Linked DNA regions of Homo sapiens: region 2 is linked to region 1. Evidence: chromatin loops called from intact Hi-C (ENCODE). Cell type or tissue: heart left ventricle. All regions are shown on one strand. Each heading gives the region's core, and the rest is flanking DNA. Links, peaks and the distances in the headings are about the cores only. Region 1 overlaps PLXNA4 (plexin A4). Region 2 overlaps PLXNA4 (plexin A4).

The links. A loop is a pair of places that touch in the nucleus more often than their neighbours do. Peaks named below come from ENCODE experiments on the same cell type or tissue, not always from the same donor. Only the 100,000 strongest peaks of a DNase experiment are listed, where the experiment ranks them.
Region 2: it touches region 1 in a loop (2.4-fold over the local background); 23 of 110 quality-filtered maps call a loop at or near these places.

Annotation. Positions count from the first base shown.
Region 1 is chr7:132,384,755-132,400,571 of GRCh38, forward strand. The region is part of intron 3 of PLXNA4 (plexin A4); the gene reads right to left. Among named protein-coding and RNA genes, the nearest start is that of PLXNA4-AS1, 40 kb to the left of the region's middle. In heart left ventricle, for the core only: a CTCF peak has its summit at 9,727; a DNase peak (open chromatin) is centred at 7,982.
Region 2 is chr7:132,319,371-132,335,187 of GRCh38, forward strand. The region is part of intron 3 of PLXNA4 (plexin A4); the gene reads right to left. Among named protein-coding and RNA genes, the nearest start is that of PLXNA4-AS1, 25 kb to the right of the region's middle. In heart left ventricle, for the core only: no CTCF peak of the experiment used is centred there; a DNase peak (open chromatin) is centred at 8,817; H3K27ac peaks cover 978 bases.

The DNA.
Region 1 (15,817 bases), core at 5,117-13,116:
CACACACACACACACACACACACACACACACACACACTGGCCAGGCGACTTGGCTGCAGAAGTGGACAGATGAGCATAAGGTTATCCTACCATATATCAGGCCCAAGAGATAACTATATTCCGATGGGAGAATCAGTTAGTTTCACTGACATATACAAGTGATAACACCACAAGAGTCAAACATGCCTACACTCCATTGTCCAAAATTACCCATGGGACGCTTGGGGCAGAGAAAAGAGACCAACTACCTAGCCAAGCTAAGCAGAGACACATTCTCCAAAGTCTTTTTTCCCTAAGGACTTGGGGTGGCAGGACATGAGCTATGATGTATGGCTGGGGTCACAGGGAGGTAGATGTGTCTCATCTGTTTCCATTTTCCAATATCCAAGGCTGACAACACACTAAATAAGCCTACACAGCTCTGAAGTTTTTCTCAGTTTGATGAACAGCTGGAGAACAGGAGTTCCAGAGTCACTGTTGCTCTGTGGGATCGGGGTCCCGTCTGTAGCTCAAGGGTAGGGCAGAGGCTGGTACCAGGCATCTGGAAAAGATGAAACCTTAGCAGACTTAGACCATGGTGCACAAGATATGCCCATAAGCCTCCTTATTCCCCTCCTCCTTTCTGTTTACAGTAAATATGTATTACAGTTCTGAAATACAGTAAATATGTATTACAAAATGTATTAAGAGCCTCAATATCTATGGAGCAGAACTAACAAGGCCACAGTTGAAGTCCAAATCCTGGGTCAACCAAACAACTTTACTTTTGTTCCCTGGCCACGGATGTTACACCCGGCCCCAGGCACCTGACTCAGCAAGCTGTATGATGGCACGTGTCTTAGACAGCAAGGGGAATGATCAGGACAGGATGCCTCACCTATGTCCCTGAAAGAACAACCTCAAAGCCCCATCTTACCAAGTATCACTTTTTATCCAAAGGTGAGCATGCAAGTGCATGCGCGCACACACACGCGTGCGCATGCACACATGGATGCACACACACACACACATTCTCAGTGACAAGTCCTCCTGTGGCCAACCTTGCCCCTCACTAATAATTTGCACAAATTAAAAGATAAAGCAGCTTAGGGTCATTCAATAAATCATAAGCACAAATCAAAATCTATCCACTCAATTAAATCTGAACCTAGCTGGAATCACATCGTTTTTGAACGCTGAAGTGGCTAATTTCCGAAGGATGTAAGAAGATCATTCAACACATGGTTATTCAATATCAGCCCCTTTTCTCTGTGATTTTTAAACTTAATTAGCATTTAGTAAAGATGGCATGATGTTCCATAGAGCAGCGATCTTTGAGGGATTACCTCCAGCTCAGAAGGGGGGAATATAAAACCAATCAGTCCATTGATAGAGGGGCCCCGTGAGCTGCCCAGCATTGAAACAAGCACCAGAGGTGGGAAATGGAAGAAAAAGAATGAGTTTGAAAGGAATCCTGCCAGCCCTGTGTCCCCAGAGTCATCCCCACCAGTCCTGGCCCACAGTGGTCCAAGAACAACAAAGACAGCCTCTGCAGGGAGAACACCGGGCTGTGTTTGCATCTCTGACCACTCCCCCAGCAGTCTGGATCCTGCCAAATGACCGCTGGTCAAACACGGGCGGGCTCCAGCTGGTCTCATTCCTGTTATGACTGCACTTGGGTTCATTAACACCCAGCCCTCCCCTGTGGGCATGCAAGGCAGGAAGCCTTCTCACTGGCTTGTTTTGCAGCCTAGCTTTTTCTTTCTCAGAAGTGGGGCAGGTGGTACTACATTCGAGTAAAATCATGCTTAGTGGGGAAGGGAACAGGCTGCCCAGGCTTGGGGTGGACACCTCTGGGGCCACATGCTCAGAGGCTCTCTGGCTGCCTCTCTCGTTAGTCAGCCTTTCCTGGCATACCCCCGGTACGTTAAACCGTCGTCTGAAATACCCAGCATTCTGCCGTGGAAAGAAAACATTGAGCTCGGAAAACAGGTGGGATGAGGATATTCCAGGGACCTGGCTCGAGAGCCTCAGCAGGGATCATGTTCCCCAGGGTTGTCCCCAAAGACGGGACACTTTTGTGCACAAGCTGCAGAGCATCAGAAAATCTTGGGGACTGCAAAGCACATCACATGTCTTATAGGCCAGAGCTTCTCAAATTGTTTTGAAGGGCCATTCTGTAAAATTTCCCATCTACTGTAGATGGATACTTTTGTCAAATACTAGAAGAACAAATTACTAGAAGAGTGAAACTTGAAGCTGCAAAATACAAATGCATTGAGTATGTGCTGGGATGTTGCATCAATATCAAGTTGCTGTATACATTTCTAAATGCTCACTCTCAATGTCTGTACCTATCTCAGCACAGGCCACTAACAACTCGTTCACAGAGTATATGCTGAATTGCGCTGGTCTAGATCCTTGCCACTCAATGTGTGGTTCAAGGACCAAGATCATCATCATTACCTGTGAACTTGCAAGAAATGCAGAATCTCAGGCTCCACCTCACACCTATTGAATAAGAATCTGCCTTTGCATAAAATTCCCAGGCAATTTGTATGCATGTGAAAGTTTGAGATGTGCTAGAATAGACCAGGCTTCTGAGCTAATAGATTATAAATGTTTTCTTTCCACTCAACCTTCACGATGTCTTTGAGTAAAGGAGATACTCAACGTTGAAGTGCCTTAACTAAGTTGGAGAGCAGAGGGGGATGTAAAAATTGGCAGGGTCTGCAGGCTGAAATGTTTTATGGGAGTTGAGTAACTGGCAAGAATGAAGAAGAAAAGCTGAGAAAACTGAATAGCCCATCTGTCGCCAGGTAACTCTATGGTTCAGAAGCCACCAGAGAATTACGGCACTCACTTGCCAGATCCAAAGGAAGCCCAGGAGAGTGAGCACAAAGGGTGAGAGACATTTATGAATCCAGTATTGGGAAATGGGCATTGCACCAGGATGAAGCAGAGAGCCCAAGGTCAGGGTGCTGGAGGAGACAACTTGATTCTGTAATGGAGATTGTGGGCGGCCCACGCAGAGACAGCAGGATGTTTATTTAGATCTTGTCTACTTAGCTGGTTGACTGGCTGCAAGTTTGATTATCATTCACCAGGTCTCTATGCCCTCAGCCGGAACCATGTTCCTAATCTGCTTGGCCATTAAGGGCTCTCTGAACCCTGCTCTGTCTCCAGCATAGAGCCAGAGAGGCTGGAAGCTCCCCGGGGTCTCTTTCTGCACCTCCCTCCCGCGGCATGTCTCTGCTTCTGTCTGGGACTGCAGGCCAGCTTCAATCAATTCCCACCGACCAGCAGCCCAGATCTTAATTAAAACATTCAACCTGCACACAAGTGAGGAGAGTAGTCACAGCCCCCTCAGTCCAGCTGAAAGGAAATCACAAGGAATATGTACAGATTCATAAGAGACTTCTATCTCAGGGTGCAGGTGGGGTACAGCCAATCCCTGGTTCCCTTTTCGGAGCACTCCCATACACCTGTCCTCCCTATTCCTGTCTCACCTGCACTGTGACTGTCACTTCGATCCGACTTCCATAGGAGTTCTCTCCCCTTCTGCCCCAAATCACTAAAACACAGAGCTGGGGAGACCCTGGAAACTGAGGACCCCCAATGTTAAGTATCTTGCCCAAAGTCACCCAGCCACATTGTGTCCCTGCCTGAGAGTAACAAGAAAATGCATGATTTGTAAGTCAATCATTCATATTAGTCCCAGTCACCAGATATTCCACCACGATGATAATTTTGTACTTATTATTGTATTGTAATAGTCTACCCTAACTAACAATTTTGGTTCAGAAAAAAAAAGGTCTCCTTATTAATGTCTTTTCTGTGTCCTGACCATGTATTTTTAGCAATCCAACTAAGGGGTTCCAGCTGTTAAACTCTTTGAAGGATAAGTACGTATGAAGAGTTTCACCCAATTACTTCTCCCAGGGGTCCTAAGAGGCTTTGGGGCCTTAAGTTGGGACTACATTGGCTTCAAGGGTGGATAAGACAGAAACTGTCTCAACCTTTGGGTTGTAGAATTCAGGGTGGGATGAGCTCAAGCCTGGGGCTCATGCCAGCCCTCCCTTCCAATTCTACAAGATTCTAGGAAGCATTAGCCTTCATTATTCTATTCCTCAAAGCAGGGCTTCTTTCTGGCAAGTCCCATAACATGAGAGGAGCCTGAATCCCACAAGCCATGACTGGCAGCTCAGAGCAGAGGCGTGTCCTTCACACAGCTCTGGCTGGAAGAGACAACATTCTCAAAAGAAAAGGGCCCCACTGATGACCAGTGATGATGAGCTTTTTTTCATATGTTTGTTGGATGCATAAATGTTTTCTTTTGAGAAGTATCTGTTCATATCCTTTGCCCACTTTTTGATTGGGTTGTTTTTTTTCTTGTAAATCTGTGTAAGTTCTTGTAGATTCTGGATACTAGCCCTTTGTCAGATGGATAGATTGCAAATATTTTCTCCCATTCTGTAGGTTCCTGTTCACTCTGATGATAGTTTCCTTTGCTGTGCAGAAGCTCTTTGGTTTAATCAGATCCTATTTGTTGTCTATTTTGGCTTTTGTTGCCATTGCTTTTGGTGTTTTAGTCATGAAGTCTTTGCCCATGCCAATGTCCTGAATGGTATTGCCTAGGTTTTCTTCTAGGGTTTTCATGGTTTTAGGTCTTACATTTAAGTCTTGAATCCATCTTGAGTTAATTTTTGTATAAGGTGTAAGGAAGGGATCTAGTTTCAGCTTTCTGCATATGGCTAGCCAGTTTTCCCAACACCATTTATTAAATGGGGAATCCTTTCCCTATTGCTTGTTTTTGTCAGGTTTGTCAAAGATCAGATGGTTGTAGATGTGTGGAATTGTTTCTGAGGCTTCTGTTCTGTTCCATTGGTCTAGATATCTGTTTTGGTACTGGTACGATGCTGTTTTTGTTACTATAGCCTTGTAGTATAGTTTGAAGTCAGGTAGTGTGATGCCTCCAGCTTTGTTCTTTCTGCTTAGGATTGTCTTGGCTATGTGGGCTCTTTTTTGATTCCATAAGAAATTTGAAGTAGTTTTTTTTCCAATTCTGTGAAGAAAGTCAATGGCAGCCTGATCAGGATAGCATTAAATCTATAACTTACTTTGGGCAGTAAGATACCATCTCACACCAGTTAGATTGGTGATAATTAAAAAGTCAGGACACAACAGATGCCAGAGAGGATGTGGAGAAATAGGAATGCTTTTACACTGTTGGTGGGAGTGTAAATTAGTTCAACCATTGTGAAAGACAGTGTGGAGATTCCTCAAGGTTCTAGAACTAGAAATACCATTTGACCCAGCAATCCCATCACTGGGTATATACCCAAAGTATTATAAATAATTCTACTATAAAGACACATGCATATGTATGTTTACTGTGGCACTGTCCACAATAGCAAAGACTTGGAACTAACCCAAATGCCCATCAATGATAGACTGGACAAAGAAAATGTGGCCCATACATACCATGGAATACTATGCAGCCATAAAAAAGGATGAGTTCCTATCCATTGCAGGGACATGGATGATGCTGGAAACCATCATTCTCAGCAAACTAACACAGGAACAGAAAACCAAACACTGCACGTTCTCACTCCTAAGTGGGAGTTGAACAATGAGAACACATGGACACAGGGAGGGTAACATCACACACTGGGGCCTGTCGGGGGGTCGGGGGCTAGGGAAGGGATAGCGTTAGGGGAAAACCTAATGTAGATGACCGGTTGATGAGTGCAGCAAACCACCATGGCACATGTATACCTATGTAACAAACCTGCACGTTCTGCATATATACCCCAGAACTTAAAGTATAAAAAATAAAAAATAATAACAATAAAAAAGAAAAGGCCCCCACTGAAAACACAGCCATCATTAACTTCTCTGTCTGGCAAAGCAAGCCCCAGGATGTGCCACATCATGGCCCCCGCTTCTTCTCTGCCCCATGAGTCCCAGCCCCCTTCTGCCCACCAACCACTCTCCTTCTTGTTTCCTGAGACACACCCAGCCCCACCCTGCCTTTCAGCAGGCACTTGCACTCCTTGAAAGTCCCAAGGAGCTTGTACTTCCTCACATTGGTTGGGCATGAGCTGGGCTAAGGCCTTTCTGTTCTCCTTTTGTGCTTCTAATGTTGAAAAATGATGTCTGTAATAAGACAGTAAATTCTTTGCTGGTGACTCAAAAGCCGGTAAGCAGAGAAGGCAGTGGATGGGAAGGAACGCAGAGGGCAAACTCTAGTTACTTCTCCCCATACCACAGCATCACAGTCTTAGGGAGTTTCCCTTTTGCCCCATCCCTTTCGAGTAAAGCAAAGGGATGATGGAATCTAGTTTCTGCTTCCCCTCAATGCCAGTTAGCATTAGTGGAAAGGAGAGTCTGTGCCCAGCCAGGAGGACGGAAGGGTACCAGCAGCTGGCAGGAGCAGGTATGTGCACGTGTGTGCATGAGTGTGTGTGGCCATGCTGCAAGGTGGCATCAGGTAGGTGACATGGGAAATGCAATGCCCAGCATCAGTCTCAGGGCAGGAGAACTGGGGCTAGGGGAATCCACTTCCCTTCCCTTACTCGATCTCCCCCATAGTGACTGGCAAAGCATGTTGAAGAAGAAGTAGAAACTCCTTGCATTTGTCTTCTGTTACTGGGGACAGCTTGTGCTGATATGTTCTAATTACTTCTCTGGTTCACCCATGTGAACTAATGGGCAACCTCAAGGGATAGTGCAGGATCCTGGGGCTAGCCAAAGTAAAGCACCCTTACAACCCTTTAGCCTGAGGGAGCAAAGAATGGGGATGTTTATTGGAAGCTGAAAGGAGAATCGTGTAGGGCAGATGACTTTGAGAAGTGATCTTAGGTAAAGGATGCAGCCAACCCCAGGCTACCCAGCAGGGGTGGACAGTGGGTTAGGGGGGCAGTGCTAAAAGTGGGGAACCAGTGTGAATTAATCTCCAACCTCTATCCTTTCCATCCCACCAGTCTCCTGCCGGGGTCCTCACTGTCCTGTTCATCCAGTAGTCAGAGGCCAGGGAGGCCACCGAGGCAGACTCCACAATCTTTGGAGGGCACAAGGCTCTGGAGCATGAATAAAAGATTCCTGGAATGGCTGGGCCCGGTGGCTCACGCTTGTAATCCCAGCACTTTGGGAGGCTGAGGCAGGTGGATCACCTGAGGTCAGGAGTTTAAGACCAGCCTGGCCAACATGGTGAAACCCCATCTCTACTAAAAATATGAAGCATTAGCCAGGCACGGTGGCAGGTACCTGTAATGCAAGCTACTTGGGAGGCTGAGGCAGGAGAATCACTCGACCCTGGGAGGCAGAGGTTGCAGTGAGCTGAGATCACACCATTGCACTCCAGCCTGGGCAACAAGAGTGAAACTTGGTCTCAAAAAAAAAAAAGAAAAGATTCCTGGAAGAAGCACACATTGGTGTGCATGGGAATTACTCATTGATATTTCTGTCCTACTAGAACATAAGTTCCTGGAGGGCAGCATCTATGTGCCAAGGGCATGATGGGCCCTCGATAAATATTTATTACATTAACAAGAGTATATATGAAGAAATGAAGGAATGGAAGGGCATCATGGAGGGAACAAAGCTAACTAACCTTCTTGTAGTCTGTAAATGTGCACCTGCTATCAGGAGGCCCCAGCCTGTCTTTCAGACTCACTCTCTGAAAAGTGCGGACACTGTTTCTCCCAATCTGTCCTCACAATCTTTCCAGGGCTGCCACTCCCTGAGTTTCCCAGGTCTCCTGGGTTCACAGTCATGATACTCCAAGCTGGCAGGAGGCTCACCCCTGGCAGGTGATGCTCCAGGCAGGTAGCCGAGTGCCCCAGAGGCTCTGGCAGTCACTGTCTGGCCTCAGTGCTCTTCTACAGTGAGGTGTGGCGCAGAGCTGAGCATCGCGCATTGCTGTATGCCCTGTTTCACAGTTACTGTGGCAACAGCCAGGCTTCAGCCTCGCCTAGGTTGTCCTGGGGAGGATGGGCCGCTGTTGGAGGCTACAGCAATCCTGTGAGCCACAGCCATCCTGGTCATTGTGCAGGTCCAGGCATCTCAAACCAGGGAGTAGACACAGACACTGGAGTCCTGCTGAGCCCCAGGCTGGCCAGGAGACAAAACAGGCGTGATCATTCACAAAACCCAGGAGCCCTAGGAGATGCCGCCTCCCTGTGTCCATCTGAGCACCCAGGCCCTGCAGCAGAGGACCTCCTCCGGTTGGCACGAAGGCGCTTCACAGCTTCCTCTGCAGCCACGCCTTACCCCATCCCACCCTACCCCATGCCCCAGCCAAATAAAACTATTACAGTTTTATTATACCAATTGTCAGTTTCCTCCTCCGAATTTTCTCATGCTGTTCCTCATCCTTTTCGCTGGAAATGTTCACTTATCCTCCAAGGCCTAGCTCATGCTTACCTTCTCTATCAGCAACATTGACCCCCAACACCCCCCCCCACCACCACCACCACTGACCCCAGCCCCACCCACCCAAGAAGACTCTCCCACTCCCCATTCTAGGCTCCTACAGAGGGTGATAAATCCCACTCCCCTGCCAGACTGTGTCTCTCATCTGATTATCAGCCCAGCACCTAAGGCAGTGAATGGGTACCTTGATCATGGTACCCTCAAGAACCCATGATCCAGAGAGGCTGTATTGGCTTTAACCTGGGTGTCAAACTAAGGAGTCAAGAGCAAACAGCCCCACATATGAACCTGGATTTGGGCATGGCTGATTATCATGGGAGCACCCTTCCTCCCAACAAGCTCATCACTCAAGTCCTACTTTTGTTAGCTAAACATTCATTCATTCATTCATCTGAGAAATATTTAGTAAGCATGACACTACACAACACTGTGCTAAGCACTGAGAATGCAGAGTGCAGCAAGACATAGTCCCGGCTCTCTAGAAACTCCTAGGCTAGGAGGAGAGACAAAAGAGTAAGTAGACATGGCAAGGGAAGTGGAGAGGATGGTGGGAATCCACAGAAGAGGCCCCTGATTCCATGTAAGAGAGAAACTGGACATTTAGAGGCTTGAAGTTCAGCCTGGATGAAACTAGCAGAGCGGGGCGGCACCAGGACACTAAGCCATCTTCAGACCATGGCAGCAGAGCCCAGGCTTGACTCAGAAGCGGGGCTGTGTAACAATCCAGGCTTTTCTGCCAACTTACGACAAGACTTATTAGAGATTCCAGGCACAGTGGTATTGAGACACAGACCACTAATTTGCACCCCACCCTCTTTTTTTTTTTTTTTTTCGTATTAACTGGCATCTCTGCCTGACCTTCCCCAATCCTCTGACAGCCTGGGAGTTTGCCTGGCTAGCAGCCATCCAGATTTCTTTTTTTCTCCAAGCCCTGGCCAAGACCCAGGATACATGGGAGAGGGGGAAGGGAACAGTTTGTGCTCATGCAAAGCTTGCTCTTGCATACAGCCCCTGGGCCGGGATGGAGCCGAGTTTCCTCTGAAGCGGGGCCCAGCCAGTAGAGCTGCCTCTGTCCTACCCCCTCGAGACACCCAAGCCGATTTGGTGCAGATGGCACCAGCAGATGCCAGTCCCTAGGAGGGTCCCTCCTCCCTAGCTAATGAGGGGAGCAGGTGAAGGGACCAGAGAATGTGATCAGGAGTGAGAAGTGAAACAAACACTAGATTAAGAGTTAGGAACCTGGGTTCTAGTCCCAGCTCTGCCACAAATAGGCTATATGACTTTGGGCAAGTCACTTCACCTCTCTGACCCTAGGTGTCCCTGTTGTCTGAGTCTGTGATTCTAGCTGTCAGAAGTGCAAATACTGCTTTAAAAGAAAGGAAAACTGGGTTTTCACTTCTGCTCTGTTGTTAACCTACTGTGTGATGTTGGGTAAATTCCTTCACCTCTCTGGGCTAAGATTAGCCATCTTTTAGAAGTCACATCGCACGCAACATGCAATTAAAACTGAGTTAATGTGAGGCCAGGGCCATGAATGACCCAGGAAGAAATCATGAGAATCTATGAAGAACCTTTCCCCACTTTTTCCCACTGTCCTTGCCCTGGGATTCTAGTCATGAGGAAGCTGCTGGTCCACCCACTGCATGTGCAGTCCTGCTCTGAGCTCCTGCCCTTCCTCCCGCACTAAAAAAATCTCTCTGCTTCGCCAGAATTCTCTGAGGCCATCTGTGGCTCTGATCCACCAGTCAGGTGAGCCGTGGGACCAGCCCTGGGGATTCTCAGCCTTCAGGGATCCTGGGCCTCATCACATGCAGATGTAGTCCTGCCTTTCCGGGGCAGGTGTGGCTGCACACTCCAGCGAAAGTGAAGCTGCATCTCTCTGCAGCCTTACAGCAAATGGGTAGCCACCACAGCTGCTGATAAACAGCTAGGGGAGCCATTGGCCAAATAACCCACTTTTCACACCTGGAAATAATGGGGGAAACACTCAATTAGGCATTCAGGTGTAGGTCTGGACTGGAGTGGAAGTCACAGCCTGCCCTCCAGGCTCCTAGAAATCACTGGTTTGAGGCTGTTGCAGGATGACAGGACCATGGGTTTTATGGGGGCTAGTTGGCATGGCTGAGGACAAGGGGCTGGCTGGTGACCATTCAGGCAGAAAGGAAGATGAGGAGTGGGGACAAGATGAATAAGCACTTTCTTTAGAGTCTGAGGCCCTGTGAGAGGAAGAAATCAATGGAAACCTTGGGAGGGACCCCAGAGAGAGTCCTGCTGAGAGAGGGTGTCGGCCAGATAAATTTGATGATGCAGCACTGAGTGGGGGCACAAAGTCCTATTTGAAGTATTGCAGGCAGGCTGGCACGTGCGTCCCACCTGTGCATCTCATGTCTGGCCATGTGGCCCCTGACATGCTGCTGGGCAGAACCAGGGGGAAGCAGCAGCCAGTTAAACCCTGGCACCCATGCAGGCAGCCTCTGATAGGCAAACAGCCTGGAAGCTGGGAGCCTCAATTAGCCTCTTGGAGAGAGGGGAGAGTATTACTTGATTTTCTTTGCCGCCCAGAAAAAGCAAGAAGTCCAGATGCAAGTGCAATCCATGACCACTTGCTCTAGAAGGAATGACCAGGATCCCCATGGCCGGGAAACAAATGATGAAGCCAGTTAGCAGCCTGATTCCAAATTAGAGTTTCTCCCATTATACCTATGCCTGTACACATGTTCAAGACACAGAAAGCTTTCACTGTTTGGGGGTATTTTGTTTTCTCACAAAATATGGGCAACTGGTATCCCAAGAGCTGCCATAGTTTGGTGAGATATAAATTTCTGGTCCTTTAAGCCTCACTGGAGATAGACAGTGATGTTGCCTGGGGACTTCCTGGGACACACAGCTGAACAAAAGTAGGGGTAAGGCAAATGTACCCTAGAGATGAGGAGCTGTGGTCAAAGTGATCACATCAAGAGAAAGCCTTCAGCCAGCCCCCTGGGATATCCCCACAATGGATGGGCAGAAAGGACTCTGGAGACTCAGTACAGATACTGAAGAGTATGCCATGCTTTGAAAATTGGGGAGTTCATAAAGGGAATGGGGAGAGCTGCAGGTTCCCTAGGTATCTATGGAAGTTTCGGAAAGAGATGAAGAATAGCCAACACATATGTAGCACTCATATAAATTAACTCTAATTTTCACAACAGCACTGTAAGATAAGCACTATTTTTATCCACACTTGATAGATAAGGAAGCTAAGCCACAGAGAGGTTAAGTAGCATGTCCAAGGTCGAACAACTGATTAGTGGCAGGGCTGGACTTGGGTTTTGGGTTTTTTATTTTTTTTGTTTGTTTTTGAGACAGTCAACCCCTATCACCAAGTATGGAGTGCAGTGGCACAATCTCAGTTTGCTACAACCTCCGCCTCCCAGGTTCAAGCAATTCTCATGCCTCAGCCTCCTGAGTAGCTGGGATTACAGGTGTGTGCAACCATGGCCGACTAATTTTTTGTATTTTTGGTAGAGGACGGGGCTTCACCATGAGATGAGGCTGGTTTCAAACTCTTGGCCTCAAGTGATCCACCTGCCTCAGTCTCCCAGTGTGCTGGGATTACAGGTGTGAGCCACCGCGCCTGGCCAGCAGGGCCAGACTTTGAACCTCAGGAGGCTTCTCCCAAAGCCTGTGCACTCTTAACCACGGTGCAGTGCACCCTCTCCAGAGTGAAGCAGGATGCTCGTTTCTTTAGGGAAAGACCCTGCCTTGGTGTGGGAAATAGAGCCTCCAGGGGCGGCCCTGCCCCACACCTGCCTGGGGCCTAGGGAAATCCTGCCCCAAGATCCAGACCCAGACACCTGCCACTCTGACAGCTGGCACAGGGATGGGGGCTGGGGACATCACACCACCCGCATTCTCTGCAGGGATACCCAGCCATCCATTTTAGGCTAAAAGCCTTCTCCGCATCTCAGCCTTCCCCAAAATTTTACAAATACTAGAAGATAAAAGCGCAGGAACCAGCATGAATGAAGTTGGTTTTTAAGAGACAGTGTTTAACATCAAGATCCTTCTGATGTGAGTAATTTGGATTCTGATGCAATTCTGGATTGTTTGTTGAATTATGCATCAGCAGCTTCTGTTGCTGTAAAAAGCACCACCGTCACTCGAGCTAATCTGAAACCTGCAGCAATGAAGACAGTTGGGTTCACAGTTTGGATACTGAGATGCGTCTTTGATGATAGTGAACCAGCAGAAGGAGAGAAACAGACACAAGGGCAAGTGGAGAGCAGGTAGTAGGAAGAATTGGGGGAATGAGGTAGGATTAGGTGCTTTATTTACCACACACTCATGAGAGCCCCATGCTGGGAGAAAGAAAAGACCCAAAGAGGTGAGCAGATATCAGCTTCCCCCAAATCCAGGAAATTCCACAGGATACAGAAAGACAAGAACAGAGAGAACCAGGGATTCATTCTGGCAAAGGATGAAGCAGCTCCTAGACTGTCAAATGCCCACTGTCTCTACCACCTGAAATATGATGCTCTCCTTCAAGCTCTTGACCTATGCTGGGGGCCTTCCTACTGGGCCAAAGGCCATCATGGTCATCATTATTAATTATTTTCTCAGTGTTTTAATATGTATTTCAGGTTGATATCCTTATTTAAAAGCAATAGCTAAGGACAGTATGCCTATTTGACGAAGGGCACAGGGGAGAAAGGTGATATACCTAAAGTCACACAGCTGCTTAGCAACCGGAAGGAAATTGGAATTCCAGTCTCCTGACTGCCAGTCACCTTCTCTTCCATCACCCCAGGCTTTGCCATCTCACTATGGAGGCTCCCAGGATCTCTGACAACCCATCAGACCCACTGCTTAGGCTGGGAATGCCAAGTCCCATGCCTGGAGCAGTAGAAAGCAAAGGCACCAAAGCCCCAAGCTAAGCCACCTAGTCCAAAGCCACGCTGTGCCTCTAGCATGGTGTGTCCCTGAGCAAGTTATGGAACCCTTGGTGTCTCAGTTTCCTTATCTGCCATAGACGCCTGATAATAGTTCTTGCTTCATGGAATGAGATGATCCATTTGAAACCTTTGGATCAATGCTAAGCAGAAAATAAATATAACCTGCCATTTTCATTATTGATATTCTCCTGTGAAACTGTTGTGACTTCAGAGGACTGATCCCAAAGCCTGCCAGGAAGACCCTGCTGAGTGTCCCGCTCTCCTGAATAGCCCATGTCCTCACTATCACAGGTTCTATTCGTGTCGCAACAAGGAACCACACATCCAAGGCAGCCAAGCCAGGAGGGCCCTGGGTGTGCGGGAGTCAGCTCTGTGGAGATGCCGTCCATGCCCGGTCTGACGGGAACCCCAGCTCTGCGTTTCTCCTTTTCATGAAGCCAGTGAGCCAAAACCACCCTCCTGGGCTGGCCCAGTTTAAGAGCCTGGGCTCCAGGGACGCAGGGAGGCCCCTCAGCCCAATTATAAATCAATCTAGCAGCACTCACTGAGGCCATTGCCATAAATGGCTCTAAAAGCTCAGCCTCTTTCGGCCCAATAGGCTCAGGGCTCCAGGATTAATGAGCATCAGCTGCCGGCAGGCTGGTGGGGACAGATGCCGACCTAATGAGCACAGTGGCCCAGCCCTCGCCAGCTCGAGGTGGACAGGGCTGATGAGCAGGTGTCATTGTCATGATGCCCCTTTGCCAAGTGTCACTTTGAAAGGGAGGGCTGTTGTCATCAAGTGGCATCTTATTACCCCACCTCAGGACACCCACAGGAGATTCTAAAGGCTGTCCACAAAGATGGCCTTTGTGGCTGCCACCTCCACTCCTCAGCTGGCCCTGGCACCAGGTTTTTCTCAAGGCCTCTCAACCACAGGGCTGGATAAGGGTTTTAGAATCCTGGGCATCCCCTCCCATCCCATGCCATCTGATTGGTGCTGCATTAAAGTACAGAGGTCCCTGCTAGAATTTCCCTCAGTCACGTCTCTATTACACCCACGGGCTTCAAGTTTGCCTGGAGTATTTACACACAGTTCTGCAGATTCAAATGGATTCAAATGGGCGCAAGGGCTCAGCATCACACTGGTCACCAAAGGGACACAACCCAGTCCCTGCAAGACATATCAGCTTGTATGTCAGTCAAAGACACAGGCCTTAGAGGGACTGATCATAAGCATAAAACATAGCAACAACAAAAATAGTCATGATCACTTCTTCAGCATTTATTTTGTGCCAAGCACTGTTCCACGCTCTTTATATGTGCTGGCTTATTTAGTAAATGTGAATGAAAGACTCTGAATAATAAGAGTCACGTTATATTAAGGCAGTCAATGCAGGTGAAACAAAAAAAGGAAAGATCACTTCGGCTGACTGGAGAAATCAAGAGAGGCTTCATGGGGGAGGCGGGACCACACTGGTCCTAGTGCAGTCTGGGAAGAGTGTTCCAGAAGCAGAAGCAGGCACACCTGGGCAGGGCTACAGTGAGTTTGCTGAAGGTCACACATCTGTGCTTTGGAGGGCAGAGCTGCAGGGCCACAGGTATATTCAATGTAGTGGGTTCTGGCATCTGAAAATGTTGTTAGGATGAAATTTCAAAATCAGGTTTTATTCCTGATGAAAGTAGACTGCTCTTAACTGGGGCTTCACTGCTTCTTTTCCATTTCTGTTTGGAGTGTGATTTTTTTAAGGTAAGATGTACACGCAATGAAATGTGCAGATCTTCAGTGCACACTTTGATGAGTTTTTGACAAATGCCTTCACCTGTGTAACTAACAATCCAATCGAGATCTAGAATACTTTCATGGGCATGAAAGGGGAGGAATGTGACCTTTGTGATCAGATGGTCCCATACCTACATCTTCTGGGCATTTGTAAGTTGGAATAAATCAAAATAATCAACTTCCTCCCTTACCCCACGCCAGTCCACCTCCTACCCCCGGAGAAAAAATAAAATAAAATTCATCCACATCTAAACAGACAAATGCCTACCTAGTCTGTCTGTGTATTTGTTACCTTTGTGCCCCAGAACCAAGCTTCATACCAGGCACAGAGTGAATGATCCATACGTGTTTCTTAAAAAAAGGAATTAACATCCTCAGATTAAGGTCTCCCAGGAAGTAAAGGACTCCACTTTCTCTAAGTTCCCATGTGACACTGACAATTATATTTTCCTGTCCTCTCTGTTGAGATTAGGAAGGAGTCCCTAGGAGGATGCAGAAGAGTATCCTTTTGTCCTGTCTCCTACCTGTCACCCAGACTCTTGTGTTCTCTACAGCCAGTCCATCTTAGGCCTCAAATTCCATATGTTTGACAAAATCAAGCAGGTAGTTCAAGGTGCTCGTCTCTCCTCCCAGCTATTCAGCAGACAAAATCTGTGACATAATGTACCCCAGCCTCAGACACGCTCACCCTTCTTTCCCAGGCCCT
Region 2 (15,817 bases), core at 4,380-12,379, 66 kb before region 1:
AAAACTAGCATATTCCAGGTGCTGTGATGAGGGCTTCATCCTAGATCTGTTCTCAGGGTTCCTTGTAAATTATAATTCTCTCCACCTGTTTCCTACTCTAGGTCTGTTCTCAGGGTTCCTTGTAAATTATAATTCTCTCCACCTGTTTCCTACTCTAGATCTGTTCTCAGGGTTCCTTGTAATTTATAATTCTCTCCACCTGTTTCCTACTCTCCAAACACATTGCCGCTGCACTCCTCTACCATGAAGTTTTGGCTCTGCATTCTTAACGGACAATTTTGCTGTTTCCTTATGCTAATTTCCTGGTGCTCTGAGATCACCGGACTTCCTGCTCCAGAAGCAGGTTTTCTCACACTGCCTCCCTGTCATCCTAACCTTTCTTTTATTCCGTGTAAGTTCCTGAAATGCACAGTGCCTTACCCTGCCTTCCCAGCCATGGGGCTTTGCTGGAGCCGTGCACGGCAGTACCATGCTTCCCCACCTCTCCTATGCTCTCCACTTGCTTCCTTCCCAGTCAAAGGGCTCTGCTGGAGTTCTGCAGGGCAGTGCCATGCTTCCCCACCTCTCCCATGTTCTCCACCCCTGCCTTCTCAGACACCTGAGTTGGACTGCCCTGGTGAACATCTCCACAGTCAAGCAACCTGGAGCTGCACCTACAGACATGTGCAGAGGACAGGCATCTCCCTTGAAAGTCAGCATGACACAAGACCTACCCACAGTGGTCATACTGGGCGCTTTTAAGATGGCAACACAAACAAACTCTGAAAACCCAGTGTATTCATTTGCCGGGGGTGCCATAACAGGTGACCACAAACTGGGTGTCATAAAACAACAGAAATGTATTCTGTCACAGCTCTGGAGATTAGAAGTCTGGAATCAAGGGGCCGGTAGGGCTGAATCCTTCATTGCCTCTTCCCACCTCCAGTGACTGCTGGCAGTGCTTGCTGTTCCTTGGCTTGTGGCAGCATCACTCCAATCTCTGCCTTTGTCTTCACATGGCCCGGGTCTCTCTGTCTAAATTTCCCATTCTTTTCTCTCATGAAGTCACCAGTCACTGGATTAAAGCCCATCCTTCATCCTAACTTGATTAGATCTCCAAAGACCCTATTTACAAAAAGGTCACATGCACAAGTATCAGAAGTTGGGACTTCAGCTTTCCCTTTGGGGAGATACAGTTCAACCTGCAACACCCCACGAACCAAAGATTCTGCTTTCACTTCTTACCTCCTGCCTGGAGAGAGGAGAGCAGAGTCTCCGTGCTTCTCCAAGCACTGAATGACCTTTCCCATGAATAAAGCTTTTGCTCTTGGTGGATGCCATATTGGAAGAGGTTAAAGCAAGTCAGCTTTGGGCTTCCCTGAGTGCAGTGGTTCTCAGAGTTTGGGCTCCTGACCAGCAGCATCCGGGAACTTGTTAGAAATGCCAAATCTCTAGCCTTGCGCAGACCTACAGAATCAGAAACTCCAGGGCTGAAGCCAGCAATCTGTATTTAATAAGTTCTACAGGTGGTCTGGATGCATCCTAAATTTTGAGAATGACTGCTCCCGCGGCAGGGCTCACAAGGGCATCCCCAGCAAGTTCCAGCCACTGACTATGTCGTTTGTTGCCCCAAATCTCCCTGTTTTTCTGCCCTCCGGTTCCTGGCAATCCCTTGCCAGCTGCCCTTCCTTGACGGCTGTCAGATGCCTGGCACATCACCTGGCTCCACACTCACCGGCCAGCTTCCCAGCACTGTTTTTCTCCGGCTGCCTCTCCTCACCTGGCTCTCCGTCCGCCACCCCCTCGCGCTTACTTGCATGCCCTCACTTCCCTCTGACTCTTTCTCCTGACAAAGAGAAGAGCTTGGCAGGGGTTGGTTAAGTTAACTCTGATCACACAGAAAACAAACTGTTATTTTTCTGTCTGCCAAGCTGCTGAAGGCAAGGATGTCAAGCCCAGGATGTGTGTGAATGTAAGATCTACAGTTACCCTAGCGTGTCTGTGTTCTAGGCAAGCTTTTTTTTTTTTTTTAAATCGTGGTCCAGTTCCCAGGGAGATACCAGTGACAACCTCTTGGATGCTCATTGCGCTGGCTGTGACAGTCTCTGTACACATTCCCTGACCCAGGGAATGAGCAACTCCCATAAACAGCAGACGGTGGGTCACCTCTGACATCTGCTGTCCACATTTCTGATCCCCTGGAAGGCCTTGTTCAAAGCAACACTGGGCTGAAATGTTGGTGCACCATGTGTGTTTGCCGTGTCGGTGCACATAAGCAGACAGACCTGCAGGAGGCAGACAGCCAGGCAGGAGGGAGCCCCGGGGGACACGTGGACACATGTTAGAGTCTGGTGAACATTCAAGACAAGGTTTTAAAGATGTGTCTGTGGTTGAGGGTGGGGAGGGGCAAAAAGGAGGCCCTTTGGAGAGGGCCAAGGTGCATATATTGGGGAGCCTGTATGCGGGTGGCCACCCTCCCAGGAGAGTTTCAAGTTTCTGGGGAGGAGGGAAGCCTGGGTGGGGCGGAGGGGGCATAGGAAGTCCTAAACTCCACCCCCAGAAGAAGGTAGAAATTAGCAGAGTATCTGGGCAAGCTACAACCCAGTTTCCGTGCCTTTTTTGTCCCAATCACCAAATTGGGCACAATTATAGTAGAATAGCAGTGAGAAAAAAACAAACAGTAAAAATAAACATGGTAAGTGAAAAGGTTGGAAAAGGAATGTGCCAGAGAAATCTGGAAATCTTTGCATGCAGGCACTCGGGTCTGAGACACACTTTCCATTGGGTCTGGAAACCAGGTAGACCAAGGCTAGAGTTCAATTTCCCTAAAAGGGCTTTTTTTTTTTTTTTTTTAACAGAGTCTCACTCTGTCACTCAGGCTGGAGTGCAATGGTGCAAACTCGGCTCACTGCAGTCTCTGCTCTTGGGTTCAAGCGATTCTTGTGCCTCTGCCTCCCAAGTAGCTGAGATTACAGGCATGTGCCACCATGTCTGGCTAATTTTTTGTATTTTTGGTAGAGACAGGGTTTCACCATGCTAGCCAGGCTGGTCTTGAACTCCTGGCCTCAAGTGATCCACCCGCCTCGGCCTCCCAAAGTGCTGGGATTACAGGCGTGAGCCACCGTGCCTGGCCAGAAGGGTTGCCTTTTTCATTTCTGTCTCCTAGATGTCACATCAGGTTTTAAGAGGCTGTGGCTCCATTCTTTATCCCACACAGCAAGAAGGTAGCATGGCTAAACATCCTGGTGCAATTTCAACCTCTCAGGACCATTCTCTAGTTTCAAACCCCAAAAAGCACCTGGCCACATAGGTGAGTTGCTCCGTCACTATCACTCATTTAGTTGGAGACACTCATCTCCTCTTAAGCACCTCCCGTGCTGTATGTATTTTTAAACTATTGTGACTTATTTTGCTTTGGAAATTTAGGAGATCATTGGGTCACTCTTTGAAACAACCAGAGATGCTCAGGAAGAAAGGGATGTCACAAAACCAGGTTTGGATACCACTGTTCTGGGGTTCGGCTTCCTGTGACTTAAGAGATCTGTTCAGATTTTAAACAGGACAGCTGATCCACTATCTCACTGGGTCCCCTCTAGGCAATATAAGCCAGAGAGGCCTTAACATCAGAAATACAAGGGTTGGGGAGGGGTGGTGCACATTTGTATCAGTGTATTCTCCTTTAGCACAGATGAAATACACTGGGTGACATAATGGAAATTCACAGAGGGAAAAGATCCGTTGGGGGAGAGACTCATAACTCAGGTGACCACTGAACTGTGATCCCCACGAGTTCACCTTGTCCAGCCTGTCTTCCCTTTTGCCCTCTCCCCACCACCAGGCCTTAAATCACCTGTACATGTGCATTGCTGGGTGCCAGCAGATGATTCATGAAACTCAACAGACAGATGCCCTGGTGGGCACAGGAAACCGAAGGATTGAGAGACATGGGTGTGTTGAAGTGCTAGCAGTAACAGCCATGAGGCTACACAGTCCATTAGGTTTTCATTTTACAAAGTAGAGTGTACTTGCATCATCTCATCTAATCCTTCGAGTGATCTGAGGAGTTAGGCATTATTACCTCCAAAGCCTAAGAGAAAGTGGTAAAAGCAAAGCCTTCAACAACAAAACCCCAACCCAGGAGGCCTGACCTGGGTCCACCTAAAATCTCTCAGGACAATTCTAGGCACTCTCCCTCCAAAATAGGTCTGCTAGATCTTCCTCCTGCTCCACGGCTCTGCTGTGCAAGGTGTCACCATGCCAGGGAGTCTTCTGACACGACTCTCCCAGGCCATGGGTGAATGTTCCACTTCCAGGCCACTATAATGTCGACTGTCCTTAGACTATAGCCATGCTTCTGGGTTCTGCAAAACAATCTGAACCCAAGATTGAGAAACCTGTGATATAATATACAGATCTGTCATGTGGAGGAGACTTGCAGGTTTGATTTTTCTCACTGTTTAAATATCTGGGTGGCTGCAGGAAAGATACACCACCCTCTGTGCCTCAGCTTCCTCGTCTGGAAGTGAGGGCCTCATATCTCTGTGGTTTCTCCAAGCAGAAATGATGCAATTCTACATGAGGTGCAAACTAATTTGGCTACAAATCATCACAAAATAGGCCTAAGGATGGAGATGGTCCTGGACCATACCGAGCTAGGCAGGGATCATCAGAGACAGGCGAACAATGGGTAAGGAGGGCCCTGGAGCAATTTATCCTATTTACAAAAATTAGGCTCTATCTAAAAACTTAGCAGAGAACTGCAGACAAGGATGTTGACCAGTGAACCCAAAACCGGATGCCAAGATCCTTCCAAGAAAGTGAAGGGAATGAATGAGAAGGGAAGAGGAAGAGAAAGCAGACAGGAGTGAAGGGAGAATGGGAGAGGAAAAAAGAGAAAAATTTAAAAGATCTGCCGGTTTGACACTCACATGAAAATGTCCCAGCAGATTTGCATTTCCTAGTAATAAATATTTTGTGTTTACTTATTGTGACAGAGTTTGCATGTCATGTAATCACTGTTTCAGTTCATTTTCCCCCCAATGATAGATTGTGATAAGTTGGTTGTTAATAATGCTACAATTTACCTAACAAATTTTGAGCTTGTAATACAGCTTCATTAATATGTTTAATTTATCGTTACAGTTCCTTCAGGTTAATGGTTTGAGAGTATGTTGGAGTTTAATCTGAATGGCTATTATAAAGTGCTTGTTTCTCGTTAAAATGTAAAACTGAGATACCCAAGATTTATTTGGGATAAACCAGCCAGAATAAATCTCCCTCTTCTTTGCATTGGGAAGGGAATGAGGGTCGGCTATTAAAAAGGCTAAGCATTGGAGAGCCCCTTCAGGTAAGTTTAAAGTAATTTTGCAGATTAAACATCCTTTCCCTAGGGTGAATGGGAGCGATGCCTGAGGCCAGAGTTTAGCCTAGAAGGATTCTCTGGATGCTGCAGAAAGGTAGGGACATCAGAAATGGGGTGATAACTGAATTTCGACAAAATACAGTATAAGCATTGCAGGTGACTGGAAAGGTATCTGAGTGTTGGGTGATGGGTTATAGAAAGCAGAATCCACAAAGATTAAAATCAAGAACACAAGCCCCCTGAAAAGCACAAAACAGAGGAGAGCAGCCTCCTCTTCTCCAGATGGAATTTTGGCAGCATCCTCTGGCTGACAAACTTTCACAACACTCCTGTAACGCATCAGACACCTGCCCCCACCTGCCTTCACCTCCGGGCTCCTCATACTGGTTTATTCTTCTGGGTAACTTTTAGCTTAGTTCAGAAAAAGAAAGAAACCCTCATTCTGTGGCTCAAATTTTACCACCCAACTGTTCAAGTGGCTTCTAGGGTGCCTAACAGTTTCTCTGGACCTGGGGTGTGAACGAGGTTGCCTCAGAGCATTGAAGAAGCTTCTGGATACGGGGCCATCTACATTTAGTGAGTTTGTTGATAGCTGAAAAGCAAGAGTAGAATTCTTGCCATTTGAATAATCAGGGCCCCTCTGGACAAGTCTCTAGCACCCAAGGGCATCTCAGAAAAACAGTTGTTATGGGTTGAACTGTGTCCCCTGAATAGATATGCTGAGATCCTAAGCCCCAGTACCTGTGAATGTGACTTTACTTGGAAATAGAATATTTGCAGAAATAATCAAGATAAGAGGAATTGATTAGGGTGGAGTCTACACCATATTACTGGTGTCCTTAAAAGAAGAGGAAAATGCCATGTGGCCGATGGAGGCAGACACTGGAGCAATGAAGCTGCCAGGCAAGGATGGCTGGCCACTACCAGCACAAAGGAGAGGCAAGGAAGGGTTCTACACAGAGCCTCAAGGAGTGTGGCCCTGCTGACACCTTAATTTCAGACTTCTAGCCTCCAGGACTGTGAGAGAATAAACTCCTAATGCCCCAGGCCACCCAGTTTACAGTGTTTTATTACAGCAGCCCTAGGAAACTGACACACGTAAGCCCAGTGGGTCACTCTTGGCACTACAGGGAGACGTGTAAAGGCAAGGGTGGGCATGGATCTTACAGCAGGCAGCGGATTCCAACACAGCTGAAAGCCAGGACACAGTAGCCCTTCCTACCCACTGTCCAGACCTTGTATGATCCTTAATCCTACGTGTCAACCTGACTGGGCTGCAGGGTGCCCAGACAGCTGGCTAAACTTTATTCTGAGTGCACCTGTGAAGGTCTTTCAGATGAAATGCATGTTTGAGTGGTTGGAGTAGTGCATCAGACTGCCTTCCCAGTGAGGGGGGGTCTCTACCAATCTACTGAGGGCCCGAATAGAACAAAAAGGTGGAGGAAGGGAGAATTCCCTGTCTCTGCCTGCCTGTCTTCCAGTAGGGACATTGGTCTTCTTCTGCCTTTGAACTTGGACTCAGGCTGGAACTCACACCATTGACCTCCCTGGCTCCTCACCTTGCCAACTCCAGATGAGGGAACTTCCCAGCCTCCATAGTCCTATGAGACAATTCTTTACAACAAACCTCTTTATGTATGTAAATAAATGAACACACACATACACACCATCCTACTGTTCCTGGGTTTTGGTAGAATCCATGTGGAATCAGATGCTCTGATGCCCTCGAATGGTGGCCCTTGGTGCTCCCGTGGCCTGCATGGTCTGGCCCCCTCTCTGTCCTACTCTTGCCCCTGCTCATTTCCCGTCCTTCCCCTTGCCTTCCCACTGTGCCTCCTCTGCCAGCCCCTGCATCAGGGCTGCTCTGCCCGCTTGGATGCTCTCTCGGAGAACCTCACAAGGCTGGCCCTCGCTTCCCGCGGCCTTGCACCCCCATGGCATCTTGGAGAGGCTTCCCTGACTCCGAGTGCTGATGGTTCCCATTCCTCTAACACATCTCTGTGCCCTCACCCAGTGTTATCTTTTTTTATATAACACAACCTGAAGTTATAGCTGTTTATTTAGTGTGTGTTTCCCCCATAGAAACTAGAAACTCCCTAAAGGCAGGAATCATGTCTGTTTCACTCCCCACAGTGTCTGTGCCCAGTGCCTGGCTCAGAGCTGGTACTCAGTAAGTGTTGTGGCAGGAAGGGAATGGGGAAAGGAAGAGGGAGGGAGGGAGGGAAGAAAGGGAGAGAGGGAAGAAGGAAAGGAGAAACAGTGAGAAAGGAAGGAAGCGAAGGAGGGAGGGAAGGAAGAAAAAGAGGGAAGAGAGGAAGGAAGAAAAGAGGGAGGGAGAGAAGAAAGGAGGGAGGGAGAGAAGAAAGGAGGGAGGGTAGGAAGAAAGGAGGGAGAAAGAAATGTGGAAGGAAAAGGAGAGAGTGAGAGATGGGAAAGGAAAGAGGGAGAAAAGGAAGGCAAAAAAAAAAGAAAAAAGAAAGGGAGGGAGGGAAGGTGGGCAGCTTTGCAACCCCAGGCTCTAAGTGCACCATTCAAAGATGGTCCCTTGGGTCTGCTCATGCCTGGAGCATCCCATAATTTGACATTTCCAGGGGTAGGTTGCAATCTAAGGGTCAGAAGTACTGAGAAATAAGTTAGTCATGAAAATTAAGATTAAATATATAGATTTTTTAAGATAAACTTTTACTTGAAGGTTCAGGGAAGGTCATAATTGCTTATTATAAAATCATATAACATATGGAGTCTCCCATTCTCACCCCTACCCACAAACCTTCTGAAGTGGCAGGTTCTTCCAGAATAAGATCCATATATAACTTGTCTGCCTGGAAAGCTAGGTCCTCTCTGACTGAATTTCATTTGTCACCCTTATAACACCAAGGTCGGACACCCATGCAAAATATGCATCAAGGTTCTGCTATGCCCTGGGTTCTCGGACACAGAGGTGAACACTGTGTGAGGAAGGTCACATCTGGATCCCGCATGATTTATTCATCAAAGTATACCAAATTGAAATCCTCTCATAAAATTATTCATATGTGAGTTAACAAATCTCTAAAACAGAGCAGAGCACACGGTCCATTGTGCCCTGTGTATGAAGAAGGGACACAAAGCCAGTCTCAGCAGCAGAGAGATTTTCAGCAAGTCCTCCCTCCACCAGCCTCCTCCCCCATCACTGGATGAGGAGAAGGTTCCAGTCCTTCCCACTGGTCCCTGAGAACAGGGAGAGCCGCCCTGTGTGGGGACACAGGTGAGCTCCTCTGCATATCTAGAAGGAAACCAGCGGCAGGGTGCAAAGAGAACTTCCAGTCCCCATGGAAAGGGTGGCCGGATGGACAGAGCGCTGCCTTTGAACTCTCTTCCTCGTTCCGCTCTGGCAGCCCATTTTCCTTTAGGCGTCTGACCCTGCTAATGGGGACTGAGTTTCCACGTTAAGTGAAGGGGTCACTGGGTCGGGCGGGCGCTGGCTTCTCTTCCTCCTGACAGATCCATAATTAGAAGGAGACAGAGCATTCAAAGAGGAGTGTTGGCTCCAGGCACATCCTCGTCAGCCTGTCAAGCAGAAGCCTGTTCTCCATGAGCTATTTTGAGCCACCTTCTCAGCTGCATTTCTGATCTTCTCGGCCTGTGTCACCCTCCCCCACCCCATGGTCTTCCTCCCACCATGTCTCTGCTGTGACATCACTGAGGCACATGGGCTTGGCGGAGGGCTGGACAAAAAGGGCATTCTGTGCAAGATGCCTGGGGCTAATAGGAGCGGGGGGGCCTCCTGCCCCTGCCCCACACCTCCACCACCTCTGTTCCAGTGGAATCAGATGTAAGAATCAGAGGGCCTGGGCTGTTGACTCTGGGAGCAATTATGACCAGGGCCATGAGGTTCAACAGATTCCTCGCCTTGGAGAAATAAAGGGTAATCACTCCTTAGAGAGGACGTCATGGTGGCGAAACTGGAATGCAGAGCAGGAGAGCATGGGCTTGGTCTCTGCCCAGGAGCTGCCCTGTAGGATTTCCAGGCCCGGGCAAACCAGGTGGGATCATAAGGACCTATGCACACTCCAGGAGTCCCCAGTGCTCTACTGATCACTCCCTCTGCACCGCAGGTGCTCTACAAGCATGATTTCCTGTCCTGCTCATGGCAACTCTGAGAGGGAGAGACCATTGCATATGAGGAGGGGGTGTCTTCTCAAGACTCAGCCACCAAGGATGTCCCATCTGGCCTCAGGTTCACAAGGTCTGGGTTCCTGGGGAAGCTGGGTTTGCTTGATCTGAGGCTGTGGTTCTCAAAGCGTGGTTCTGGCACATCGACATCACTTTTTCAAAATCCAGATTCTCGGACTCCCTCCAGACCTACTGGATCAGACCCTCTAAGGGTGGAGCTCAACCGTCTGTGCTTCAAGGAGCACTGCAGGTGATGTGGATGCACCCCTAAGTTTGGGAACTGCTGCCCAAAGGACACCTTTTTGTCGGCCCATAACATAAATCTCTAGGACAAGTCCAAATGCCCCCACTCCATGCCTTCCTGTAGGTGGAATCTGTCTCTTGAATCCAGCTCCAGCCTTACCCTTTTAGCACTCACCCCAGGCTGTTCTGGGGTCTCCCCATCATTTTTGGGAATGCTCGCCCTCTCCCTGTCTCTGGTTCTTGGAATGAATTTTTATATCTTTATGTGTGTGTTTCCCTCATTTTACAAGAAGAGAGTGAGTGCCTCCTGTTTGTGCCCCCCAGGACTCTGCCCAAGGGTGCTCAGCCCTGTGCCTGCCAGGGCCCCAGGGGTCCAGTGGTTGTCACACACTGCCTGTGCAGAAACCAGGGAGAATTGATTAAGCACCAGCCTTAATTGTGGCTGCACTGCCTGAGAGCTGGCAGCCAATTCCAGCTGCTTTTCCTCATCTGCATCATGGGCCTCCAGCTCCTTTGGATTTTTTTAAATTATCAAAATAATAACTCACAAGTCCTTTGCACCAGCCATTCTGAAGGGATAGAAGAACAAAGAGGAAACAAACGGGTTGACTCCTTGTCTCTGGGGGCCCTCAGGAAATCTGGTGATACTGATGATTCGTGGGGCCCCAAAAAGAAATGAAGGCTCCCAGGTTCTTGTCCTGCTGCCACTGAATCTTTATCTGGTGACCTAGGCCTGGTCATTCTGAGTCCCATGATGAAGATCTTCTGGTTACATAATAGGGAGGATTCTACATTAGGCAACAGGTATTTTTTGAGCTTAGAGAAGCCAGGTGCTGTCCTGAGCACCACGTACCCTGTCTAAGAGACCTTAACTCTTTAGAAGCGTGCTCTCCGTTGTGTGTTGAGAGCTGGCTGAAATCCAGAAAGTGCCACGGACATGCAGGAGGCAAGGGGAGGAGCACAGGGCAGATTTCCCTGGGCTGATTTTTAGGGAATGAGTGGGCATTGTGAAGACGGAAGAGAGAGGGAACAGACTAGTATAAGGCACAGCCAGTGCAGAGCCACCGAGGTGGGAAGGACCTGGATTGTTTGGGGGCAGTGAGGTGCTCAATTTGGCTGGAGCTGAGTAGGGACATGGTGGGAAGAAGGTGAAGCTGGAGGGAGAGTCCCTCGCAGTGCTGGCCACCTTACATCAGGAGACCTCTGGGACACCAGCAGTGACCTAATCAATTGCTCACAGTGGCAGAGTAACCATCAGAATCAGGATTTCAAGCCTTTCCAGTAATCACTGAGTAAAATATAACCCGCTCACCAGTGAGTGATCCAGAAGGGACAGAAACAGAGAAAGGGCGGAAAAGGTCCTCAAGCCTTAAAAATAAAACTTGTCTTCTGTCCTGTAGGAGTCCTGAGTACTTCTTTACCGCACACTTTAAAATGTGAAAATGTAAAGAAGTTGGCTAAGCCAGGGCATTGCACTGGGGATCCTGCCCAGGCCCCAACTGTGTCTGCATCTGGCTGTAGGAGGGGAGTGGCCCAAATGGGAACTCTTAGGGAAATGACATGGCTGGTCAATGGCTGAGTGTCCCAGCTGTGCTATGGGTCTGATCTTGAATCTACTGGAATCACAAGGATGGACATGTCCAAGGTCACAGACAGCACCACTGACCCTGGCAGCCACCTGGTGAATGTGACCCTGTGCACCATGTATCCCTACTTATCACAAAAGCAACATCTGTCATAAGGGGTTACAGGTGCTGCTTACAAACATAATAAATATGTTTTTCTAAATAAAGAAGGCTGACCAAGGGCAGGAACAAAGCAAAGTTACTCCTTTTACTATAACCTCCCTGGTCACCTTTGACTTCCAAGCCTGCCAGTCATTTTTCAAGGTTCAAGGCTCCATTCGTGTCAAGACAGAGTAGAGAGTGAGGGTGGGATGGGACAGTGGGGAGGGGCCGCTCAACCCTGGCAGTAGCAACAACTCCTTGGCCATGTTAATGAGCAGCTTTGTTCTGCATCACCTAGCTGTATAATAACAGCAGGAATTAATACAACCACAAATTAATAGCACAGAAGAGCAATCAGGAGGCAGAGATACATTCCTAATGGGCTCAGCTGAGAGCAGGAGGAAGATGGATATGGGAGCATCTCCCTGCCTTGGCCCCTGAACCTTGCCAGCTGGGGCTGGCAGAGGGGCTGAAACACCGCTGCACACAGCCTCACCTTTGCCAAGGACAGAGGGTTTGGCTCTGCCAAGGGTAATCAGGGCCTGCAGCCTGTGCTGCAACCTCCACCTGCTCTTCCCAGTCAGAGCCACTGGCCCAGGAAGGAGCAAGACACACAGCTCTGCTGCTCAGGGACCTGGGGCATCAGGTCTGAGTCTTGCCCATGTCACTCCCCAGGGAAGGTGACAGCATCTCTCTCAATTGCTTTCCTCCAGATCCTGTGGTTATAGGGAGTGGTCAGGAGCAATTTTCTATTAGGTCCAAGTGAACAGCTCACTCAGCCATTGCATGTAATAATAACCTCAAAGTGCACAGTATTTTTCTTATAATAATTATAATGGTGGCTATTGCTCTCGGGCTTTCCTTCCAGGCCACCTCTCCAGGGGTCCCAAAGCACCAGCCCTCTGTCTCACCTGTCCCAAGCACTATGGTTGAAAGAGGTGATAGGCAGAACCAGTGTGCCCTGTGAGGTACAGGGCGGGTTCTATAGGATGGGGATTCTTGGTCCCATCCTCCCCATCCTACAGCCACTGCTGTGGCTAGAGACATTAATGCATCTGTGAGAAAGTGGAAGGGGCCCTTGAGTGTTGAGATCTGGGTCCTAGACCCTGCTCAGATAAGGCATCTGGACAACCTTGGACAAGGCACTGAACTTTCATGGACAATGTGTATATCATCTATGTAAAATGCAAGCTCTGAATACACGACTTCTAAACTCCCTTCAAACACTCACATTTCATTAACAATAAAGTCATTGTTCACTAAGAGAACATTCTGAAGCCATCTGGAATTCTGCCTCTTTCCTCTGCCTTCTTGTACCTGTGAAGGGAGTGGAAGGAACCCATGGTGCCCACGTCGAGTGTGGAAAGAAGCCTGAGATGTTTAGGCCACGGAATGGACATCATTTCAGTTGAAACTTTGGGCAATGCACTACCAGGGTCACAGCCTTTTCCTATAGTGTTTCTGGGACCTGTCCGCTCTGAAATCAGTGTGCTTCTTCTCCCCCACTGTCCTTTTGTGACTACTGGTCTTCATGGCTATGTTTGGAAGCAAGAACATCTCTATCAGGTCTTGTTTAACTTGAGCCTTGTCCCGGCTGGCTGAGATGGTGCGAGCTAGGGAAGCCAGTGGGAAGGGCGGGAATCATCTATGGGAAGTTGGCCAAAATCTTACTAAGGAACTGGGATTCCTAAATCCCTCACTGGGAGAATTTATTCCAGTATTATTCCATGGGCTGGGCGTGGTGGCTCATGCCTATAATCTCAGCATTTTGGGAGGCCAAGGCGGGAGGACTGCTTGAGGCCAGCAGTTCAAGACCAGCCTGGGCAACATAGTGAGACCCCATTTCTAAAAAAAAAAAAATACAAAACTAAACTTAGCTGGGTGTGGTGGGCGAGGGCCTGTAGTCCCAGCTACTCAGGAGGCTGCAGTAGAAGGATCATTTGAGCCCAGGAGTTGGAGGCTGCAGTGAGCTGTGATCATGCCACTGTACTCCAACATGGGTGACAGAGTAAGCCCCTGTCTCAAAAAAAGAAAAAAAAAAAAAAGGACAGGACATCCATGTTTATAGACAACAGAAGTAAAAGTTCCACTTATCTATGACATGAATTCTGATATTTTCCCTTCTTTCTCACTCTCTCTCTTACTCTTTCTTGCTCTCTCTCACTCACTCACTCTAAAATAAAATGCTGTTTACAACCCACTAAACTGCTTTCATGACACATTAATGGGTCTCACCCTGCAATTTAAAAGTCACTGGGTGAGATGCACTCCAAAGGACATTCCTGGTTTCTGATGCTGTGGTCGGAAACTAGGATAGCAGCTCTCTGACTCCCTGACTCCTCCCCATCAACTTGTTGCCCTGCAGCGGCCATCCCTGTGTGTGGCTAGTGGGGAATTTGTGGGAAGGGGTCTCCACAACTGGGGCTTGTTGAGGGACTCCCACCCAATGACAATTTGGCACAGGTATGCAGAGTAATAATGGGCTCTCCCAGCTCCCCTCCATGCTGCACCTACTCCCAGCTCTGAGCTGGAGCTCCCGTGCATCTTCAGCCAGGAAGAGGAAGAGGGAGGTGGGGAGGTGGGAAGGTAGCAACAAGCACCAGGCAACCATGAGTAATCTAGGCCAGTGCCAGTGCCAGGGGAGGTGTGATGGGAGGCACCTGGGCCTCCTCCCCTGACTCCTGCTGCTGCTGACAGCCCCACTGGGAGCTGCAATGGTGCTCTTAATTGTGCCTGCTCCTCAGCTGCTGGAGGGACACGGCCACTGTGGGGTGCAATCCAGGAGGTGTCTGGGTTTGGAGGGGTGCTTCTACCAGAGGGCAGGGCTGCCAAAAGATGAGAGGCAAGGCTTGGGGCACCCCAAGAGACAGTCCTGAGAAAGAGACATCATTCCCCTTCAGTGAGGAAAATCAGCTCCGGGCCCCACTTCCCAAGGGTCCTGTGGGGATAAGACACTTCCAAAGCTTTGTCATAGGCCTTGTCTTATAAACACTGCCAGCAACGCTTTTGAGCGGGAGGGACTCATTCCAACCACCAGCCCTGCTGATTTTTTCTCTCTCTTCTTTCTACACAGGAAAACTTACCTTCCTCTCCGGGGTCCTGGAAGACCTACTTCTCCATGTTTATAAGGTCCTTTGAACAAAGCAGCATTTTGTACACATATTTAGCTGCTGTTGTTATGCTTATTAAATGTGTTTAATAATTGTGATGATTTTATAACATCTGTAACTTCTTTGTTTTACATTATATGTAATCTCCTTAATGGAACTCTGTAGCCCAGTGTAAAACACGGAAGCTGTAGGGAGGGGGAAATAGTCATATTTTTGCACAGAGAAGTCTCATGATTATATTCAAACAGAGGTGTCTCCTGGTGCTTTATAAGATTTCAGATTTCTTTTCTTTTCTTTCTTTCTTTCTTTTTTTTTTTTTTTTTTTTTTTGAGATAGGGTCTCACTTTGTTTCCTAGGCTGGAGTGCAGTGGCCCAGTCGCAGCTCACTGCAGCCTCAACCTCCCAGGCTCAGATGATCCTCCTGCCATAGCCTCCCAAGTAGCTGGGACCACAGGCATGCACCACCACACCCAGCTAATTTTTTTATTTTTTGTAGAGACGGTGTCTCACTATGTTGCCCAGGCTGGTCTCAAACTCCTGGCCCCAAGAGACCTTCCCTCCTCATCCTCCCAAAGTGCTGGAATTACAGGTGCCCAGCTTACAGGTGCCCAGCTGAGACATTTTTCTTACTCTAGAGAGAGACACTGCAGATTCTGTGGTGATTGCAAACAATGAGGAAGTCACAATTCAGGGCCTGCAAATGATATCTGGGCCAGAATCAGGACGGAACTTCATGGGTTAAACAACAAGGGGGAATGGCGGCCCCTAAAGCCCTTCTCCCATTCATGTGGATAATAGTTGTACTAGACATGAAACGCTCTTCCTTATATTTCTACCAACCTGCCCTCAGGCACCACACCACCTAGTGCCCAGAACATCGGCATTGAATGGCGCCATAACAAAAGACTCTCCCCAGGGTCTAATCATAAGATGATCAAACACTTTCATTCAAAATGCAGGACTGTAAGTTGCTTTTGCTGTTCTTTCAATTACCCAGAATGTCAGCATATCTACATTGACAGGTTAATATTTGGATGATGACTCTAAGCTCTGTGAAAATCCTGACTGCTTTCAAATAATTTTTTAAAAATTTATATTTGGCATAACTGTATTGTGAAGTCAAACTTGATACTCCTTAATCTTTTGACTATTTATCACCCTTGTACAAAATATATTGTTTGTGTTTCACCAAAATCTATTGTTTAGTGACTCCCAAGACTTTATTCTCTAAGCACAGTCTT